2 separate regions of the Homo sapiens genome follow, and region 2 is linked to region 1. The links are chromatin loops, found by intact Hi-C in ENCODE. Cell type or tissue: chondrocyte. All regions are shown on one strand. Each heading gives the region's core, and the rest is flanking DNA. Links, peaks and the distances in the headings are about the cores only.

Region 1 (11,297 bases), core at 2,113-10,112:
ACGGGGTTTCACCATGTTGGCCAGGCTGGTCTGGAACTTCTGACCTCAGGTTATCTGCCCACCTTGGCCTCCCAAAGTGATGGGATTACAGGTGTGAGCCAGCGTGCCTGGCTTGAACTTAAGAATATGTATAAAATTTCTCTGCGTTTGTGGCTAGATTAGCCAGTTAGGAGATTCTGCTAGTATCAATGCACGCATTAAAAAATAATCCCTTGTATATTCCCAGGTGTTAATGTTAACATTTCTTATAAAGGCACTCATTTAAGATGCTTTGGAAATTAAGACATGGTTTTGGAACTTTAATTTTTCCCGTCTTCCTTTCCAGTTTTAACTGGAATACTTTATTAGTGCAGCTCTCTGTTGCATTCAGTTTACTTGCGGAGGTGGCATAACCATAAGGCAAAAAAGAGAGCTGTTAGCTATTGCTGTGCTTTGACTTTTTATTGATGAAAGCACTAACTGGGTAGTTGTTTTTTTTCAGATTATTTTCTACAACGATTATTATATAAGTAATGATAGGCTTTCAATCAATTATCTAAAAATTGCTTACATGTAGAGACTACAAAGATTATGGATATGCTAATGTTTAGATGTGGTTAGCTCAGATAAGTGCAACACACTGTTGGCAAGGCTGGGCTTGAGTTCTTGTGGCAAAACAACCAGTTAATTTCAGACACAGAAATCCTCTGTGTACCAGCAGAGAGTAATGGCTCAAGCAGAGCCACTTGAGTTTCATAAGACCTACTCCAATTTGCTGTTGATTTGATCTTGAGGGGAGCTAATAAAGGTAGTAAATGAGTCATTTTCCAGCATGATATAACTAGAATTGGTTCTTGGCCCAGAAAGATGTGAGTCAGTTTAGTCCTGACTCAGTTCCCAGTATGATGCACAGTGACTCATTTCCCTATGTGATGTCATGTTTGTTCCTTATAAGATTTGACCTCCTCATTGTTTTGTTGTATTTTTTTAAAAGAAGAAAAGGAGAGTGTTGTAGAATAAGATGAAATACTCCAAGGAATATAGAATCAGACTAATAAATAAAGCCTTGATATTCTCACAATGAGCCTGAAGGAATAATTAAACTTTAAACACCTATATTGTTGTTCCCATCTATTTAGATTATTAATTTCCAAACAGCCTAGCTATTAGGCAACATTTGATTGAAAACATTGCACGTGTAAAAGGAAAAAGAATTGCTATCACAACAATTCAATTATTTGGTAGATACATTTATAAAAGACAGCTGCATTTGAAAAAGTTGACAATAGATGGTCAGATTAAAGAGGACACATGAATGGATCTTTCTAGAAAGATACATTCATTTATACACAGAAGGTAACCAACAATGGAATGTTTCTTATGAAAACCGCATTTTCAAAATATGTAGAATTTTAAAATATACTGTGTAAAAATGGCTTTGTCAACTGTGAATGCAGTTCAGTGTTCATGGCTTGTGTTGGCGATTAAGTTTGGAGGCTGAGGAGAAAAGCAACTAAAGCATCTCCGACATTGTTTGGTGAAATGTATTAACTTTGGTGACCTCCTCAAGGCAGACCAATCTCATCCTCAGTAGGTAACTATACCGATAAAGTCAAAGCTATGTAAGTTAAGGTTTGTTTTAATGGCAAGCAATAGAAACCCCTTTTAACTAACATAAGCCAAAAAGGGAATATTGGATGGTTGAATAAAAGGAGGTGCATAATAACTAAGCCTCAGAGCACTTTGGGGGCCCCTCATTAGGTACTTCTAGACCTTCTATGGTTCTGTTGACTGCTAACCCTGCTCCAACAACCTTCTGTATCTGTTTCTCATAATTTACGTTTCAAATTCCCAGAGGATGATCCACTAATTGGCCTCACTCAGTAGGTGCATCTCCCTTTGGGACAATCATCCCTGACTGAGGGGCTAGCTGCACGATTCCCTCTGGAGAACCGTTATGAGCAGCACATCCCAACTTGTGTCTGTACAGAGACTGTTTTGTTCTCCAACTTCCTTCTCTTCCAGCCCCAGTCATAACACTGTTTTCATCTATCCTGTAGATGAGTGCATTCAAAGTTCTATGTTTACAGAGGTCACCGGGGGATCTCGTTAAAGTGCAGATTCTCATCCAGTAGACTTGGGGCACTACCTGAGATTCTGTATTTATAGTAAATTACCAGGTGATGCCAACAATGCTGGTTCTGGAACTGCGTTTTCAGGAGCAAGCCTGTATTAGGTGTTCTTGATGCCAAACTAGTATCTATTCTCTCCTCCCCCTTTCCTGGTAGCAGAGAAGTCTTTATCTAAGGATCCACTTCCATCCCTATACAGTCCATGTGCTTTGGGGGAAATTAAACACACTCCTAGCGCTCGTGATGGGTACCAATTGCTTTAAGCTAATCAGTCATTCAAGGTGATTTCAATGTCCCAGAACCTGAAACAGTGGCTAATATGTAGTAGGTATTCCATAAATATTTGTTCAATGAATATATGAGTTGATGTGAGCATAAATGTGTGAATTAAGGGCCAGGCGTGGTGGCTTACACCTGTAATCACACAACTTTGGGAGGTCGAGGTGGGCAGATCACTTGACCTCAGGAGTTCGAGACCAACCTGGGCAACATGGTGAAACCTTGTCTCTACAAAAAATACAAAGATTAGCCAGGCATTGTGGCGGGTGACTGTGGTCCCAGCTACTTGGGAGGCCGAGGTGGGAGGATTGCTTGAGTCTGGGAGGTGGAGGTTACTGTGAGCTGAGATCGTACTACTGCACTCCAGCCTGGGTGACAGAGTAAGAACCTGTCTCAAAACAACAACAACAACAACAACAAATATGTCAATTAAACTTACTCGATTTAGGTGAATCTCAGGACACTGGCTGGAATGCTGGTCTAGAAGCCCTCTTTGCCATCAGATGTAACTATTAGAGACTTGATTGTGACTGTCAGCATTTCTACAACCATTGGGAGAGTCAGCCTTAAAAAAAGGCTGACACGGCTGGGCGCAGTGGCTTAACGCCTGTAATCCCAGCACTTTGGGAGGCCAAGGCCGGTGGATCACGAGGTCAGGAGTCCAAGACCAGCCTGGGCAAGATGGTGAAACCCCGTCTCTACTAAAAATACAAAAATTAGCCAGGTGTGGTGGAGGGTGCCTGTAATCCCAGCTACTAGGGAGGCTGAGGCAGAGAATTACTTGAACCCAGGAGGTGGAGGTTGCAGCGAGCCGAGATCATGCCACTGCACTATAGCCTGGGCAACAGAGTAAGACTCCATCTCAAAAAAAAAAAAAAAAGGAAAAAGCTGACATGGCTGGGCGCCGTGGCTCACGCCTGTAATCCCAGCACATTGGGAGGCTGCAGCAGGCGGATCACCTGCGGTAAGGAGTTCGAGACAGCCTGGCTGACATGGCGAAACCCCATCTCTACTAAAAATACAAGAAAAATTAGCCGGGTGTGGTGGCGGGCACCTGTAATCCCATCTACTTGGGAGGCTGAGGCAGGAGAATCACTTGAATCCAGGAGGTGGAGGTTGCAGTGAGCTGAGATAGTGCCATTGCACTCCAGCCTGGGCAACAAGAGCGAAACTCCATCTCAAAAAAAAAAAAAAAAAAAAGAAAAAGAAAAATGCTGACACTAGTGAAGGTAGGACAGAGAGAGAGAAATGGGCCATTGATAGCATCATTAAAACACTGGATTAACTACTCTATGCCCACCCTAACAATTATGTGAAACAATAAATTCCCTTCAATTTTAAAGCCAGTTTTAGTTGGATTTTCTGTTACAACACAAAGAGTCTTAATCAACAATGGGGAAATGACTTATTCCATTCCTAGGCCATCCCACTTTGGTACAATGTGGGTTCCTTCATAGTCACCCTGGTCAGAAAACACCAGGATCAGAAGGCGTTCCAAAATACCCCTTGGTATGAATTTAGAAACAGGCTTTATTGTAGAAACATACAAAGCAAGTGTCAGCAGGCAAAAGAGTCATCTACAATCTCCCAGCCTTTCATGAATCCAAGAAAATGAATCTTTTAGAATATGGCAAGTTATGTTTTAGGGGAAGGACTCTACCTCCTTATTGCTTTCCATGTGGAGAGAGGATCAGAACAACTTATCAGTGGGGATGGAAATAGGTACTGGGGCACCAGGCAGTCTGAGTTATGTGTTAGATGTTCTGAGAAGTTGTCTGGGAAAGCCAGCTTTCCAGTTCTGGAGATTTGAGGACTGTGGAGAGTGGTAGCTCATATGAGTAGGGTGGGAAAGAAACTGCCAGTTCTGTGGGAAGCTAAATTTAGGGCAGCCCACCCCACTGGGAGAAGGGGGGAAGCCCCTGTTCCACTTGGCTTGTCCAAGCCACCCCAAGTGACCTCCCAGAGTCCCTTTTAGACAACTTTGCTTGTCATACACCAAACTAAACCCTTGACCCAGCCAGTTGCTTAAAATCCTTCATCTGCTTCACCACTGCCTTCAGGGTAAAGTCCAAGGAGTTGGTTGTCCGAGAGTCACCATCTGGCCCAACCCAACTATTTGGTCTTTCCGTGTCACCCTCCACCTTATACTGTAAACTCCAACTGTCCTGGATGACCTGCTGTGCTCCAAGCATTTCATGTAACAAAAGCTTTCAGTGTCTGGAAGACTTTTGCACCATGCGTCTTCCTGGAATGTATCTTGCTGAGCACTCTGTCCCCCAAATTTTGTCATGATCAAAGCCTGCTCATCATCTGTTTCAGCTCCACTGTTTCTCTCTCTGGAAAACATTCCCAGATCTTTAATCCCCATACCCTGCATAATTAATCATTGCTTCCTCAGAGTTCCCATGGCACTTGGTTCACACTGCTAGCATGCACTTATCACCTTGTTAAGCAACACATCCACGGCCTCCCCTAGATTACCAGTTTCCTGAGCACAGAGACCTTGTCTTACTTGTCTTTACAGCTTAAGCCGTACTGGGCTGCTCTCCATGGGACTGAGCCTGCTGGCCGCACTGTGGCATCCTGCCCTTTATTCTGTATTAGGGAGCATACCTTACGGCCAAGGCTTACTGAGCAGTTGTACAGGCCTTTCCCTGGTGATAAGAGAATCTGAAGAGGACTAGGTACACCTTGTCAAAATGCTGGAATTTGTATCCAGGTTGGAGAGTGCCTAACACATTTGGGAAGAAACAAAATTGGGGTAAGAAGCAGCCCGATTTTTTAAAATAAGTTCTTAAAGGGTCAGTGGGACCGAATGCCTTGAGGAATAGCTACTGATACAGAAGATGACCTAGTTTGTAAAAAGAACAGCATAATATTTTAAATAAAGGTTTTCCTCCTTTTGACCTTTTTCCAGTATGACTGTATTGCTGTTAACTTTATTACTGAAGCTTAATGCCCACGATACCAGGAAGCACTTCTAGAAACAGCTGTGAATGTGGCCATTCATGGGTTTTGCCCCCACCATCAGGGCATGTGGGGAGGGATTTCTGTTTCCGCTGCCATGGTGCCTGTGTTTTTCCTGTGAGTACTAATGAAAGGCCCTTAAATTAGACCACACAGAGTTAAGGGAAATTGTTTATTCCTTCATTTTCATCATACCAAGGAACTTCAGAGATTTGGATCTATACACTTTGACCTCTAAGGAGTTTTAGAACAAAGGTGTGATGTCCAGAAAGATAAGAATCAGCAGGTCACATGGCTTTTCTGAAGGTTTATTCAGTCATCCCAGGACATCTAAAGGCAGGCAGATGCCAAAGTACACACGGGGCATTGGGTGTGAGCCTGATGAGAGCAGAGACCGGGAGGCCTAATGGAGGGGCTGGCACAGTGACAGTCTTCAGGACTAGTCTGGCCTGTGCAGCAGCTGCACATGTTCCTGGGATCAGAGCCAGCTGGTGGCTCATGGCAGTGGTTTCTGGGTCCTGGCTCCACCCCAAGACAGGCTCGAGCTCCTTAGCCCTGACCTGGCAATAGCTTTGTTCTGGCTTCACACTGAAGTTTGGCTGCTGAGCCAGAAGGTGAAGGCAGAACCTTGCACTGTCACCCATGCCCTCCTTCCAGCCTGATACACGGGCTGCCCCAGGCAGGGCCAGGGACCAGTGGGAAAAACCAGTCCTCCGGGGTGAAACTTCCATCATCCTCAAAACTTTTGTAGTGGTCTTGCCCTCTTTGGGTCTTCTGGGGGCACTTCAGTGTTGCTATCTGTGCATAAGGCCTCAGGTTAAAGTAGATGTCATATGGGATGGAGCAGAAATCTGGCAGGAGATGCCCTGGCTGTAACAATCCAGAAACATTCAGAGATGACTCTGAGACTGGATTTCAAAACTGGCTTTGGTTTTGCAAGAAATGCCACCCCAGATCTGGTTCTCCAAAATACAGTATCAGGAAACCCACAAAATAAGATGGATTTTAATCTCTATTAGAACATTTCCCAAACATTCCAAATAAAACATCACTAGTGACACTATTGGATATTGATGCTTTCAGTCTTTCCTCAAGTGTGGATAAAGCATCTTCAGAACATTTTAGTAGCTTTATTGATTGGAACAGGCAATCTAAGTAAAAGCAAAGTGCTTGCTATGCAAATAAAGCTTCTAGACAAGACTCCAGTCTCCCTCTGGCAGCAGCTTGCCATCCCAAACCCCTCCCATCTGGGACTCTGAAATCTGCTTTTAAAATACAGTCTGTATTTGCATGTCCCAACACCCCCCTCCTTGTTTTAGTCTAATTCTCCCAGGTTGAGAGAAACACAATAAAGGAAATTTTGTTGTTGTTGTTTTCAGTGCTTCCTTTTCACAGACTCTTTTTTTGGAAACCGCAACCTCGGATCCCAGCAGAGCTTCCTGGGGACTTGAAGAACATCAATCAGTTTCGCAGCTGGAGGCCGAGGCTTTCCTCAGGGAAGACTTTTTACATAAAACAGATTGTACTTTGTCCTTGCCAGGGCAGACAAAGATTTAAATTAAATATGCAGAAAGCTCCAGTTGGCTGCCTGCCACAGCCTGGGAGAGGGGGAAGGGAGATTGTGTCCCCACTCTCCTTCCTTTCTCTCTAGTTGTTTCTTTTTCCCATTTCTGTTATTACAGTGATAGGAGCCAGCAGTTAAGAGACTTGGGCTTTAAGCTGGGATTTTCTGTAAATTCACTGTGTGATGTGATACAAGTCACTCAGCCTCTGGGACCTCAGTTTCCTCTTCTACAATGAAGAGTTTGAATGAGATGATCTTTGAAAGTCTTTTCCGTATTTAACCTTCCAAGTTATCTCCAAACTCAGATGCATGCTTTTCCAGCAAATACCCTAAGCCTCATCTATGAGTAATGCATCCTCACTGTTCCTGGGGTGACTGGAAGGACCTGGCCTGTTTTCCCATACACCTCACGGGCCAAGCAGTCACGTTATAAGGGAGGGAGGCCCAGTAAAACATGGTAAGTGGCAACTGACTTTGTATCTCAGTTTTAGGGAGTATAAGAGAATGGTGGGGATTGTGGCAAACTGAAGAGAAAGAGTCTTCCCAAAAAGGGGCATCCTCTACCCAAGTTGACTCAAGTCAGTTGTTGCCACTGGGAATGTGGGTCACTGGGACAGCCAGTTCTTCGTGTGGTGTTTTTTTTTTTTTTTTTTTTTTTTTGAGATGGAGTCTCACTCTTTCTCCCAGGCTAGAGTGCACTGGTGCGATCTCGGCTCACTGCAACCTCCGCCTCCTGGGTTCAAGCTATTCTCCTGCCTCAGTCTCCCAAGTAACTGGTATTATAGGCATGCGCCACCATGCCTGGCTACTTTTTTGCATTTTTAGTAGAGATGGGGTTTCACCATGTTAGCCAGGCTGGTCTCGAAATCCCGACCTCAAGTGATCCACCCACCTCAGCTTCCCAGAGTGCTGGGATTACAGGCATGAGCCACCGTGCCTGGCCCAGTTCTTTTTTATAGTGTGAAAGTGCTAAACTTTTAAATATTGGCAATGAATTAAGAAAAACTCTGTGTGCTTCACAAAATAGATAAATAGATCTGTGGGCTGAATTCATCTTGAAGATTAGTTTGCCAGGTCTTCGTGGACCTTAAGAAGATAAGGTCTTCTCTGTCTCAGAACTGTTGAGAAAACCTATGTGTTTAAAAGTGTGTTGTAAGCTGCAGCAAAGTACTAGAGACATAAAAAGCAGAACCTTAATAGGTTGTTCATCATATTTTTCAATATAGAAATTTTACACTGGAGGGTAGGTTTCAGGAAGATAACTTGATCCCTAATCAACTTCCAAATCAAGTCATGGCTGGGGAGTTAATGATTCTGTTCTTTTGTTCATTAAAAATAATTTATAATTTCTACCTCCATATTAAAAATTGATTTCATGCTATTAGCCTTGTGGGAAAAGCAGGCTATAATATAATATATATTTAAACTTCATATTTCTATATTCTGTGGTAAGTGCAGCCTTTTATGTTATGATTAACATATTAAATGAAAGTATCATTTTAGTATAAAATTGAATATGGAAAATTGATATGAGTAATATACATTTTAGTCAATATTTCTGCCATTTGAATTCACAAGGATATAATGTATATCTTCTACAATACTATAATAATTGCAAAAAAAGTATGCAAAGTACAAAAGCAACATGACAGAAGTTCTATTTTCTTTATACTAAAGTATTAAACCTTATCTGCAGAAAGACAGAAAGAGGAACAGAGAGAGAGAGAATCAAATGAAAGTTGAATTTAGTCTTTTAAAACATACATGGTAGCTGAGCGTGGTGGCTCACACCTGTAATTCCAGCACTTTGGGAGGCCGAGGTGGGCAGATCACAAGGTCAGGAGATCGAGACCATCCTGGCTAACATGGTGAAACCCTGTCTCTTCTAAAAATACAAAAAATTGGCCGGGCGTGGTGGCAGGAGCTTGTAGTCCCAGCTACTTGGGAGGCTGAGGCAGGAGAATGGCTTGAACCCGAGAGGCAGAGCTTGCAGTGAGCCGAGATCCGGCCACTGCACTCCAGCCTGGGCGATAGAGCGAGACTCTGTCTCAAAAACAACAACAACAACAACAACAAATACATAGTAGTAGCTAGATTACTTTTGTTTTTTTAACTGTATAAGAAATACAAATTTTAATTTCGGGAATGTGTATGATATATACTGCAGTTTTTAATTTATTTAAGTGATGTGCAAGTAATAGGCACAGGTGATAATTTAGGAAACAAGATAAAGTGAATCCCATATTGAAATGCCATAATTTCAGAGTAAAATAATGGAAATAGTACTTAAATATAAAGCTTTTGCTTTTACATGGATAGATAACAATTCTGTTTTCAATTTTTTTCATGATCTTAGCAACTTAAGACATAAATATTTCATTTCTTTATCCTTTTTTCTAGAGTTTGTCTCATTTTCTTCCCTTGTATTTAAGCTTTTTATCTTTTTGCCTCATGTATATAGTCTCATAGATTTGATCGATTAATGTATAGTTTCTGATGATGGAGTTTAGAACATGCTGCCTCAACATAGAGCATCTTGGCATTTGAGAAAACAAAAGCAGGAAGGACTCTGACCTTCTCCCTTTCTTCTCCTTTGAAGCAGGTCATAAAAGAATTCTCTGACTTTCCTCTGAAGCAGATCATAGTATTGTCATGTGAGAAGTGTCCACCCTATACCCCGAGGAAAGGAGTATCCTTACCTCTGAAGACACAGAAACACAAAGAATCTAAACAAACAGTTCTTGCTAAGTTCTCCCAGTTTATTCTCAATAGGTCATACCCCCTTTGCCCAATCGTCGTACTTCATGGCTATCCACTTCCTCATCAAACTTAGCATAAAAATACACAGGTTTCCCTTTTCTTTGAGTCTTTCTTTCTGAAGCCTCCTGTGGCATATAAAACTTATATTAAATACATTCATGTGCTTTTCTCTTGTTAATCTGTCTTTTGTAGGTACCTCAGCCATGAAGCTAGCAATAGGTGAGGGAAAGAAATCTTTCCTTTCTAAAACTAACTTATAATTTTAAAACACATTTTATGCTTTTAAGCTTTCACTTTAGAATACGTTGAAGGGCGCATGTATATAGTTTTCCTATGAGCAAGGCAAAGTGTGAAGAAATCTTTACCAAGTCAGATGGCATAGGCACAATCAGAATGGACACTGCCATGGTCTAGACAAACACCAGCTGTAAACAACTGTTTCAGACTTATGTTTCTCAACAAGTTGCAACTGTGCAATTATGATCACTAGAATAATTACAGTATGGGAAGTACTAAAACATTTTGGTTATTGTATCAGTCAGGATAATTAACCATTAGCTGCCGCAATAGATCAACTCTGAAATCTCAGGGGCTTTATACAACAAAAATTGATTTCTTGCTCACATAAAATGATGTAGTCAGCAGGGATTCCCCTCTACCCAGAGACCCCATGCCTCTCCATCTGTGTCTAATGCTGCCATATTAACACTTGGTTTCCAAAGTCACTGCACAAGAGACAGGAGAGCTGGAGGAGGTCCCTGGCTCTCAGTGACCTTGACTTGGAAGCGACATTTGATGCTTCTGCTTACCTTTCACCGGCCAGAGCTAGATATATGGCTCTAACCTCACTGCAAGGGAGGATAGAAAATGTAGGAGAGCATCAATTATTTTGTGAGTTTGCAGGCACAGCCCTGGTGATGATTTCTATCTCACATCATGAATTTATTTAACTCAAGGCAACTTGCAACCTTTGCTGCTGACTCACGGCCTGATTCCATGACTTCTTTGCATCTCCTTCTCTTACGGCTCTATCATACCATATTCTTCAATCTATTTCTGGTTCAGATGCTCAAGAGAGACAATTTGATTGCCTTGTTTATTTATTAACATAGTCTCATTTGGACAGAGCTTTTTATTCAGACAGAGTCTCACTTTGTCACCCAGGCGGGAGTGCAGTCGTGCAGTTGTGCAGTCACAGCTCACTGCAGCCTTGGCATCCTGGGTTCATGCTATCCTCCTGCCTCGGCGCCGCCCCCCCCCCGCCCCCAAGTAGCTGGGACTACGGGCACATGCCATCATGCCCAGCTAATTTCTTTCCTATTTGTAGTAGAAATGGAGTTTCACCATATTGTTCAGGCTGATCTCAAACTCCTGAGCTCAAGCAATCTGCCCGCCTCAGCCTCCCAAAGTGCTGGGGTTACAGGCATGAGCCACCATATCTGGCCAGAGCTTTTGTTTTAAATCATATGATAAACACTGGCCAGCTAAATTTCAGGCACCCCCTGCCCCCAATGCCCAGAGTTGTATCTAAGATTCGAGTGGTGTATGTAGCATTAAGGCATTGGAAAAAATACAGTCTTACCCTGTATGTACCCTGTATATATCCACCTTGGCCT
Region 2 (11,297 bases), core at 1,877-9,876, 54 kb after region 1:
ACTGTGTCCCAAGGGTGGTGCATCCGAAGGATGTGGGGATGACCTGAAGAAGAATCTGTGACATTTGTACAGTGCCTTACAAGTTACAGGGGACCTTTAAGTATGTGATCTTGCTTAGTGCTTACAATAAGCATATGAGGGTGGCAGGGCATTATAATGCCTGTTGTAAAGTCAAGGAACTTGAGATCATAAAGTTAAGTATTTTCCCAAAGTTGCCCAGCTAGAAGGTGATGGAGAAAGGTTTGAACATATGTCCCACCAGTGCTCTTCATGCTATAGAATTCTGTCTTTTTAATATCATTTCAATTTCAGGCTGGGAAGGACACTGTAGGTTGCAGGAGCAATTGGATCCAGGAACTCAAACAATGTTGTCAGGGCCTAGTCTTTCTTCTCGTTTGGCTCTGCCTTCCTCTGAGTTGATTTTTCTTTTATCCAGGCTCTTCCCTTGCAGGGCAGTGTGGCTTCTAACAGCTCTAGGACAATAACCTTCAATTCAGAGGAAAGGAGAACATGCCCCTTCTGGCAGGAGTACAGAACTTGCTTCTCATTGTCTCCAATTGGGTTATATGTTTGCCTCTGAACCAATCACTGTGGTCAGAGGCTTGGGTGCTCTGATTGGGCAGGCCTGAGGCATATGACCTCTAGAGAGCCACAGGGGTAATCAACCAGGCTTAAATTCCATGGCAGGAGAATCGGGGAAAAGTGGTTTCCCAGAAGAAAATCGAGAACAAAAGTAATGCTTGTTGGGGAGACAAAGACCTGAGATGCCCTCTGTGCTGGATATTTCTCATTTGCCCCTCAGATCTACTCACCACCCATCTCTGCGCCTCGGGAGTCTAACTCATGTATATTACGTTGATAAGCTTTCTTTCCCTCAAGCTTCCAATTGAATTTGGCCAATGGAGAACTCTGGCAGATTAGAGTCAAGCAGATGTGTGAGGGAGGGGTGTTTATTCCACCAGCCCCTTTCCAGAAAGGGCCCTACCTGTAAATAAAGTTCACAGTGCCCACCAGGCAACCCTCTTGACACAGTTTGTGCCATCTCCAGGTGCTGCTGCTTTCTTTGCTTTTTCAAGACAGAATGGTAACACCCCTGGGGTTTGGCACAATCCCTTTTAGTTTTTCTACACTCTGCTCACACTTTTATAAAAGATCCCCTTATTAAACTCAAGTTCCCAAATAGGAGTGCATCATCTAACTCCTGCCACGACCTGAATGATATACCCTTTATAAGCAGAGAAGTAAAAGTCACATTCATGTCAAGTGAAAAATGATTTGGTTCATCTGGGGGCGTTAGCTCAAGAGTTGAGAAGATTTAGGTGAGGCATGTTGACTGTATTCAAAATCAATGCAAAGGGTGGCCACAGGGAAGAGGGAGCAGCATGGTTTTGTGTGGCTTCTTTCAAATCAGAGTTGTTAGGTTTCCAACAAATAGTGCTGTCTAAAAATGAAGCAAGCTGCCCAAAAGGTAATGAGTTCACCATCACTGAAGGTATTCAGCTGGACATCTTTAGTGACATCCACCTGTTAAGGGTTTTTGTGAAGGGGATTCCTTCATCAGATCGTAGGTGAATTAAATTACCTTGAGAGTCCCTTCTTAGAGTTCTATTCATGCAGAAATATTTTTCATTTCCTCTGGCCCATTGCTTTCTCACTGCCTGGCAGACATTTGATGTTGGAACCAGAGGCTATGGGTGCATCTGCTGAGGCCTGGAGACTTTGTATTGTTTGCACTGATTTCCTAGGTCTTCTGGTTCCTCTCCTCCCCCAACACCCTCTGGTGTGAGGGTCATAAATCAGAAGTGGTGAACTGTTCTTTGGTATCTTGTCAGTGGCATGTTGGGTGCATTAAAAGACTTCATGTGCCCCTTTGCCTACATAGACTGGCAAATGTCCCCAGGTAGAAGCTATAGGGAGCAATCTAATGGTGCTCATTACTAAATGTCACAAAGAACTAAACTGCTACTCCCAGAGAAGTAAAATTACATTAGCAACCAGAAATTGCTGAACTTTAACCATTGAGATGAACAGAAAAATTTGTGACATGACATTGCTATTCTTTTTATTATATATGTTTTTCCATTTAAGAAATTGAATTTAAAAAGCCTTCTAGAGTTTTATAGGCTCAATTACGAGCTTCCTTTCCTAATCCTAATTTATTCAGAAGGAATCAAACTCCTTAGAGACAAATTCTCCTACCCTGCAGGGTTTTCTGGACCTACTGTATCTGGGTATAAGTGACAGACAGTGATTTGGCCAACTTACTTTAAAAAAGAATTGACAGGACTGAAGAAAAATCTGAAGACGCAGGCTTGGAATGGGCAATTTGCAGAGCAGTAGAAGCCAAGCATCTTGGAAGGGGATGGCTGGAGGTATAAAGCAGCTCTAATGAAATTTCTGTCTATGAGTCACTCTACTCAAAATGTGAAATTGTGAGGAAGGAGTCCTAACGGGCTCTTTGAGTCTCAAGCCTATCTTTGGTTGGGGAAAGGGCGGGGCACCTTGACTGAGGGTCCGACCAAACCTACACACAGTGGGAGAGGTAATATCCCTGAATACTGGAAAAATGGAAACCACTGCCCACACACCAACTCTTAACGGCAGCCAGGAAATTACCACATGAAAATAAAGATTGAAGCAGGTAATATGGTAGTTCTGAGGCAGGATAGCCTATCCTAGAAAAGTTGATTATGGTTAATGTGGAAAAAGTACTGACACATAGACATGTATTGGAGAAATATTCATTGAGAGAAGCATTAGTTGAAAGGATTAAGATTCTACTGTTCCTCTCAGAGTGGTTTTAGGATTGTCTATGGTGTAATGAGATATTTGCCAGCCCAATGTGGGTCTCGGACAGGAGCTGACAAGCTTTTTCTGTAAGGGCCACATAGTAAATATTTTAGGTTTTGTAGACCATATAGTCTCTGTTGCAACTACTCAACTCTGCCATTGTAGTGTGAAAGTGTCAGACAATATGTAAACAAACGGGGGTGGCTGTGGCCCAATAAAACTTTATTTACAAAAACAGGTGGTGGTGAGGTATGACCCATGGCTGTACCTTGCTGAGCCTTGGTTTAGGGAGATACTTTATTGCTATGGTAGTTTGGTGGAGCCCAGTCAAGGCAGCAATTGTAGGCTCAATGTGAGTCATCAGTTTGCTCAGCAGCTGAGTCTGAGCACATTGGTGATGGGCCCTGGAAGACATGTCTAAAACAGAAAGAAAGCACATGGTAGTTGACCTGGGATTTCCGAGTTCATCCTGGTCCAACTGCTCAGTGATTGAGGGCTGCTAGAGCTCCCAGAGCCTCAGTTTCCTCATCTTTAAAGTGGAGAATATAATTAGAATGCCCCTTATGTTTGTTGTTTATGAGAAATAGACAGCATGGAGCTTAATACGTAGTACTTAGAGCACACACTTTGTTCCTTCTCTTTCCTCCCTTCCTAAAGTCACATAGAAAGCATACATTGCTTCAATAGGTCTTCATTGAAAGATCACTGACATTTCATTCAACTTGGGAAATGTTTGAAAAAAGCCAATGCCGTGTTTTTGAAGATTCTCAGGAGCACAGAATGATGAAAAAGAGGGTGAAGGAGTGGCCTTAGAAGGATGAGGAAAATACCTTGTCTCCCTGTCTTCCCTATCTTCTTTACGTTTCTCTCCAACCGTGGCCTCTTCTCTGGACAGACTCCCTTTGAGGTATGGGCAGTTCTGAGGCATATTCACAAGCAGGAGTTCCTGTGGAGGGAACTCTAAATCAGGCCCTTGGGGTAACAGGTTGGGAATGTAAAAGTATTCAGCCCAGAATGTGATACTGTCTTTGATGCAGGGTAGGCAGGCCCCAAAGTGGAGTTTAGCCCACTGGGTTCTTGGCTTTGTCCAAGAAAGAACTCAAGGGCAAGCCAGAGGTAGAAGGAAACAGCTTTATCGAAGAGACAGTGTTACAGCTCTATGACTGCTCCTGCAGAGCAGGGCTACTGAGTAGGCAGAAAGTAGCAGCTCAGGGCAGTTTTGTAGTCATATTTATACCCACTTTTAATTGCATGCAGATTAAGGGGCAGTTTATGCAGAAATGTCTAGGGAAGATGTAGTAATCATTGGGTCCTTGCCATGGAAAGGGACGGTAACTCCCGGGTGTTGCCATAGCGACATGACACACTGGTGGGCATGATTGAAAGCTGCCTTGCCACCTCCCCCCCAACCCTGCCCTGTTTTAGCTAGTCCTCAATCTGGTCCAGTGTCTTGGCCCCACCCCTGGAGTCAATCCCACCTCCTACCTCATCTTCACATGTCTGAAGGGCTAAGCATATGAAATTGGCGAGACTTCTGCTGAATGGCCCCACAGGATGGAGGTAGGCATGGAAGCCATAAGCCATCCAAAAATGACATGGACAGCATGGGGAAGGGATGAGTTTCCTGTTGCTAGGGATAGTCAAGCAGATGGTTTCTAGGATGTTGGAGAGGGAATAAAGTCTTAATAGGAGTCAGGCTCTTATGACTCATGAATCCCTTTTGAGTTTGTGGAAGTTCAGAAGAGACAGGTCAGGGCATGAGGTGTTCCTGAAGATCAGTTACCCAAACATATCAGCAGTAGTCTACTCCTGACTGGGAACAGATTCTTCTCTACAATTGGAGAATGCCCCATTTTGGGGAAAGGTAATGATAGGTAACATTTATTGAGCTTTTCCAATGTGCCAGGAACTCATTTGTGTACTTTAAATGTTTTCTTTTTTTTTTTTTTTTTTTCTCACAATGGCTTTAAGAGGTTGGTGCTCATTGTTGTGTTCATTTTACGGATGAGTAAACTGAGGTCCAGGGAGGTTAAATACCATGCCTAAGACTGCGCAGATAATAGGCGATGCCGAGATCTGAAAATTAAATATTCAAATTCCAGAGCCCACACTGTTAATCTGAATTTTATTCAAAATTAAATAATTAGGAGAGAGAGGCCTTTTTGGCATAACATTGTGGTATATTGGTACAATTTAATAAGAAAATTGTATTTCAGGAACTAAAAGTTTGAAAATTTAATGAAGGCAAATAACCCTTTTTAGCAAAATTAAATAACGATGTGTTAGGTTCTGGCATTCAGTTTGTGGTAATCCTCTCAGAGCAAGAAGCTTTTGGTTTAGTTCTGGCTGTGACTGCCACTTACTTGCGTTATAATCTTGAATTCAGACACCTTTAGGGTCTCTACTCCTGGCCCCATTTTCTGAGGTGGCCCCACAAAGAAGTGACCCATGCTGGTGTGGACTAAGCTCTGATTTTTTTTATCTTGCCCAAATTCCTTTCTAAGGTGTCTGGGGAGTCATGCCCTACAAGCCATAAATTCTCATCAGATGGGTTTTATTTTACCCTATATATCGTGACTTACTTTCCAACCTGACTCTGGCATAACAAGGGAAAAAATAAAAATGTTTTACCCCAAAATATATTTCCTTGCCATACCTTGAAATTGCCCTGCAAAGTCTTTTGTGGGAAAAATCCACATTCTGTAGGGAATCCTCTTTCCCCTTTGTTTTCCTTCCTTCCTTTTCAGATCCAGGAGATAATCAACTAAGAGGCAGGTACCCTTTTAAGTCTGATAGGAAACATTTTTCAACCTGCTCTCTGTAAAGTCTGCTGAGAGCTTCCTCTGCACAATAAAACTTAGTCTCCACATCTTTCATCTCAACCTGAACATTTCCTTCGATCCCAGGTCTTCAGATAACCAGTTATCAACCAGAAAGAGTTTAAATTTATCTATAGCCTGGAAGCCCCCGCTTTGAGTTGCCCCACCTTTCTGAACGAAACCAATGTATTTCTTAAATGTATTTGATTGACGTCTCAGGCCTCCCTAAAATATATAAAACCAAGCTGTGCCCAGACCACCTTGGGCACGTGTTCTCAGGACCTCCTGAGGGCTGTGTCATGGCCATGGTCACTCATGTTTGGCTCAGAATAAGTCTCTTAAAATGTTTTATGAAGTTTGACTCTTCTCGTCAACACTGGTTACTGGTGTAGGGAGGAGGGGAAGAAAGGAATGTGCCTGCAAGTTCAAAAGGACTCCCAGAGCATACATGCAGCTGAGAAAGAGAAAATGTTATTTTGACAGCTGGCCTTAGGAGAAGTGGTCTTTGTTTAAGTCCTTGAGTACAGAAAGCAAGGGCTGGAAGAAATGATCTAGAAGACAGGCCTCTGGGTTAGGAGATCAGGCCGTTTGGTTTGACTCTTAAAGGATGTGGTGGCCCCTGTTGACATTCAGGTTGCACTCTTCAGTCACCCATTTCTTCACCCAGGACCAAAGCAGAGTGTACTCCTTACTTTGCTGACTTATTAGACACAATGGGCTGCATATTTGGGACTTTTCCATTTATGGTTGCTCTAGAGATGTTAATTTTAACCTGATTTTCCTTGGCTGTGAGTGCTGCAAAGCTGAAGAGGGGGTGGCAGACACTGACTTGACAGGCCTGGAAACATTTTAGTTATGTGATTCAAGAGAAAAAAAAAATACCGTAAAACCACAGAGAACACAGTTGGAGCTTCCATCACGGAAAGCACAGTCCCCAACCAACCCCTTGTTGCTAGTCCAGCTCTGCCATGTGATGTTGGGAAAGGCATTTCATCTCTCTGAGTCTTGGTTTTTCCATCTGCAAAATAAGGGTGTTTAGACTGAATGATCTCTCCAGTCAACCCTTCCTGCTGTAAATTCTATCATTCTTCAGTATTTCTTTTTCGGTATTGAGGGATTTGGTTTTTTATTCTTTTCTATTTTTACAGAAGATAACTCATACAAGGAGAAGCGTGGTGGTGACATGATCCTGGAAAAAAAATCAATGTATTTTCTGAATCTTTTTTTCCCATATAAATTCTATATTTCTGTGTGTTTCTTGCTCCCCCTTCTGTCCAAACTTTGGTTTACTCTGAATATTTTCACATTTTGAAGGTCATTGTACAGACTTGGAGCTTTACTGTTTGGAACCTTTGCCATTATTGTCATTGCTGATATTTCCTGTTTCACTTTTAAAAATTGAGTTGGAATTCACATAACTAGAAAATTAGCCATTTCAAGTGTACAATTCAGTGACATTTAGCACGTCCAGAGTATTGTGGAACTAACAGCTCTATCTAGTTCCAAAATATTTTCCTCATCCCAAAGTGAAACCCTGTACCCATTAATCAGCTACTCCCTACTCTCTTTTCCTTTCAGTTCTGGCAACCATCATTCTGGTATCTGTATTTATAGATTTATCTTTTCTGATATTTCATGTGAATGAAATCATACAAAATGTGACCTCGTGTGTCTGGTTTCCTTCACTTAGCATTGTGTTCTTGAGGTTCATCACGTTGTAGCATGTGTCAATACTTCATTCGTTTTAATGGCTAAATAATTTTCCATTTCATTATATGTGCATATCACATTGTCTATCCATTCATCTGTTGATGGATATTTGGCTTCCACCTTTGGCTATCATGAATAGTGCTGAGGTGAACATTCATATACTTGTACTTGTTTTCAATTCTTTTGGGTATATACCTAGGAGTGCAATTGCTTAGTTATATGGTAATTCTATGTTTAACTTCTTGAGAAACTGCCCAACTATTTTCCACAGTGGCTGCACCGTTTTGTATTCCCACCAATGTGTGAGAGTTCCAGTTTCTCCACATCTTTGTCAACTCTTGTGATTTTCCATTTTCTCCTTTTGCTTATAGTCATCCTAGTGGGTATGAAATGATATCTCATTGTGGTTTTGATATTTACCTTTAGGAGGTCACAGGTTATCTTTCCTACTCCCACCACCTCAGCCCAGCACAAGAGCAGATAGATACCAGGCAAATCCTTTGGTAAAATTCATTTGAACCACCAATCTGATCTTATTCCCCTGTTTTATATACCTGGGCCTTACTTTCATGCTTGTGTCAATCCTGTTCCCAGGATACAGTTCTGTGCCTTTATGTGAAAATGTCTTACTGACCTTTTGCTCATTTTATTTTTTTGAGACCAAGTCTTGATCTAATGCCCAGGCTGGGATGAAGTGGCACACTCATGGCTCACTGAAGCCTTGACCTCCCAGGCTCAAGTGATCCTTTTGCTTCAGTTCCCCAAGTAGCTGGGACTACAGGCATGTACCACCATGTCCAGCTCATTTTTGTATTCTTTATAGAGACGAGGTTTCACCATGTTGCCCAGGCTGGTCTTGAACTCTTGAGCTCAAGGAATCCGCCTGCCGCGGCCTCCCAAAGTGTTAGGATTACAGGCATAAGCCATTGTGCCCAGCCCTTTGGCTCCTTCTTAACAGATAATAGACATTTTTCTTTTTTTTCTCATATACAGAAACAGGTTATGAAATACAAGAATAAAGGGGGAAATATTTTGGTTTCAGTGAATATGCACTGTAAGACACTGATTCTTCCTTCTACGGTAGGTTCTAGATGGGGTTGTTAATTACTCTTGGTCTTGTGTGGAGTTGGTTGTGTCAACTGCATTTTCCTGGACAGGCCACACCTGAAGGGCCATGCCACCTGCTTCAGCCAGTGCTCTCTTCAGGGGACCTTGAAGCTAGTTTTTGTGTCACAGTTAAAGGGTAGTCTTTGTTCTCACTCTCCTGAGGAGCTTCTATTTCTGCAGGGGATGCATTTGGATTTCTAACTGCAGTGGTATCATCTCCAGGAAACCACACTTAGGTGGTTCATCTGGCTCAGAGAGAGGTGAACTCCAGATTTCAGTGTGACATAGTCAGCAAAATCTAGCAGGCTGGCATATGGCTGAGGCCAGCAGGGGTTAGTTGTTTTTGCCATCTAGCTGACCCTTCTTATCAAGAATTTCTTCTCTTTCCTCACACACCATTCCTCTTGCTAAGAGGTCAAGCCAAAGTCAAAATTTTGTAAGGACAGTCCAGTTTTCAAAAATTTAGGGGTGATGTTTCTCTAGCTTCTGTGAATAATAAGATTTACCCACCTTCTATTACAAAATTAAGCATCAAGGAGTTAAGAAAAAGTACCTAAAACTCAGAAATGAGACAGAAAGATTGGTAATATGTTCTTTTATGATCATATGGGAGCATAGTTTAGCAGACCTGTCCAAAGAGTTTTTAATTATCCAGGCAGGAGAATAAAGTTTGTTTAGCCCACTCATTACCATTAATTAGTTTCCAGATTTAATGAAGTTACACGTTAACATGTAGATTTTTCAAATCATTTCTATTTAGTGGAAAAAACCCCAAAGTTATGGTTTATTGCCTTGTATGTCATTAGCCAGTTTTGTATCTAACCTAGTAATCTTGCTCTAACATTGTTCCAAATACTTATGAAAACCTACATCCTCAAAATGCTCTTTGAAGAAGCTTTGTCATCTTGTTGGTTTCCTCATTAATTAATGAATTAAATAACATCCTTGACTCATGTTCATTTTATATTTGTATGAGAATCATGTTTTTAACTTTTTGAGAATTTTACTTTGACAAGGGTTTCAGATGTTTCTGGTAGACACCCAGGGAGGATGGGATTGAATCAAAGATAGCATAAATGCAGGGATTATGTCCTATGGGGACTGATGTTATCTGCTTTGCTAGACAAGATAGTCATGGATCCATTTGGTGGTTTCAGTTGAACACTGAAGGTTCCCTGGGATATTGGCCCTTACTGTAGGTCTATGATTTTATGGTATTTCGAAGCCTTGCCTTCATTTTCAATGTTAATTCTGCCCAATGTCTGATAGCTTTGGGCCTCCACCTCTGGCTTCTCTGTTCTCTTCCAGCTCTTCAGCGTCTGACGTTCACAACCCAAACGCCCAGCTGGTGAATCTATTCACTCCTGACTTCTTCTAGTCTTCCTTTCTTGTGTGAGACTTCTGTACTTACAGGTTCTACAGGCTGGATTTTTGGCGCCCCCTTCATAACCTGTTGAAACTCCTTCTTCCTGCTGCCTACCTGTGAGGCACACATCTGATCTGCCTGGAGAAGAAACTCTGGGGCAGAATTTTTCGCAAGAGCGACTAGTGGGATCTTGGGTAGACTTGGCTTTAGACTGAATTGACTCTTTCTAGTGTGTTTGAGGGCAAGTGAGCCTGTGTGCTCAATTATATCGTCTTTACTTTAAAATCCACTTCCTGTCATCAGTTCCTCAGGCTGTTTAATCTCCTGGTCACTCATCAGCACTTGAGCTATTCTTCTCTCTATCTTTATCTCTTCCCACAGTTCAAAGCAGAATGTTCTAGGAGGTGGGCTCACTTTGATAATTCTCCTTCTTCTCCTACCCATCAGAGAGCCTTCCTCCTCCAGATGAGCCTTTCCTGTCTTGGGTTGAGGAAAGATTGTTTTAATTTATCGGTCTTCATTCTTGTTTTTCTATTCCCCTCTAGTCTATAATGGCTTCTTCTCTAAGGTATCATTTTTTCCTGGTGTCTGGGATTCCATGGTAGGTGAAGGCTGAACAGCTGAGAGGCTGGCCCCACTTCTAGAGGCCCTGTTCCCTGAGGCAGGCTCAGCTTTCCCCTCTAGCCAGATACCTATGTTGGCATCCCTCTGGGAGGATACCAGTGACCCCTAATATTGTATGTTTTTGGGTCAGAGTTTACATATGTCCTGCTCTGCCCTGACCTTAGTAGGGGCTGAAGGAAGTTAGAACTTACTTCTATTTCTCAGGTTATCAGGTCCTTTTTTAATAGGCTTGTCAGAGGGAATAGAGCACTGTCTTTATGCCTCTCCAGTAGTACCACTTTTCACTCTGCTCTGGGGTGTAATCATTTTTTTTTTTTTTTTTTTGGTTAGATTGGGTCTCTCTCTGTTGCCCCAGCTGGAGTGCAGTGGCGTGATCATGGCTCACTACTCACTGCAGTCTTGAACTCCTGGCCTCAAGCAATCCTCCCATCTCAGCCTTCTGAGTAGCTGGGACTACAGCAGTATGCCACCACACCTGGCTAATTTAAAATTTTTTTAGAGACAGGGTCTTGCCGTGTTGCTCAGGCTGATCTCAAACTCTCGGCCTCAAGTGATCCTTCCACCTCAGCCTCCTAAAACCCTGGGATTATAGGCTCATGCTTGGCCTGGGGTGTGATCATTGTGAGCTTTATAGATCCCCTACAGTGCCTAGAATAGTTGCCAAGAGATGTTGCTTGATATGTGTTTGTTGAATAAATGAATGAATCAAATCAGTGGGATTCATTTTGACCCTTGGGTTCCACTTTGGTTCAGGCCCTGATTGGTCCAAATATTGTTTTTCCAAATATCTAGCTTTGCAGTCTTCATTATTTAAAATGTTATAAGAATATATATTTAAGAAATATCATGTAAAATATTGATGCTGGTATAGTGGAGACCCA

The links. Hi-C counts contacts between places; a loop is a spot of excess contacts. Peaks named below come from ENCODE experiments on the same cell type or tissue, not always from the same donor. Only the 100,000 strongest peaks of a DNase experiment are listed, where the experiment ranks them.
Region 2: it touches region 1 in a loop (2.9-fold over the local background); 15 of 110 quality-filtered maps call a loop at or near these places.

What each region holds. Positions count from the first base shown.
Region 1 is chr10:63,706,647-63,717,943 of GRCh38, forward strand. No RefSeq gene overlaps it. Among named protein-coding and RNA genes, the nearest start is that of REEP3, 190 kb to the left of the region's middle. RefSeq lists enhancers at 267-1,466, 6,630-7,308. In chondrocyte, for the core only: no CTCF peak of the experiment used is centred there; a DNase peak (open chromatin) is centred at 5,825.
Region 2 is chr10:63,760,847-63,772,143 of GRCh38, forward strand. No RefSeq gene overlaps it. Among named protein-coding and RNA genes, the nearest start is that of REEP3, 250 kb to the left of the region's middle. In chondrocyte, for the core only: CTCF peaks have their summits at 6,870 (motif pointing left) and 7,106; no DNase peak of the experiment used is centred there.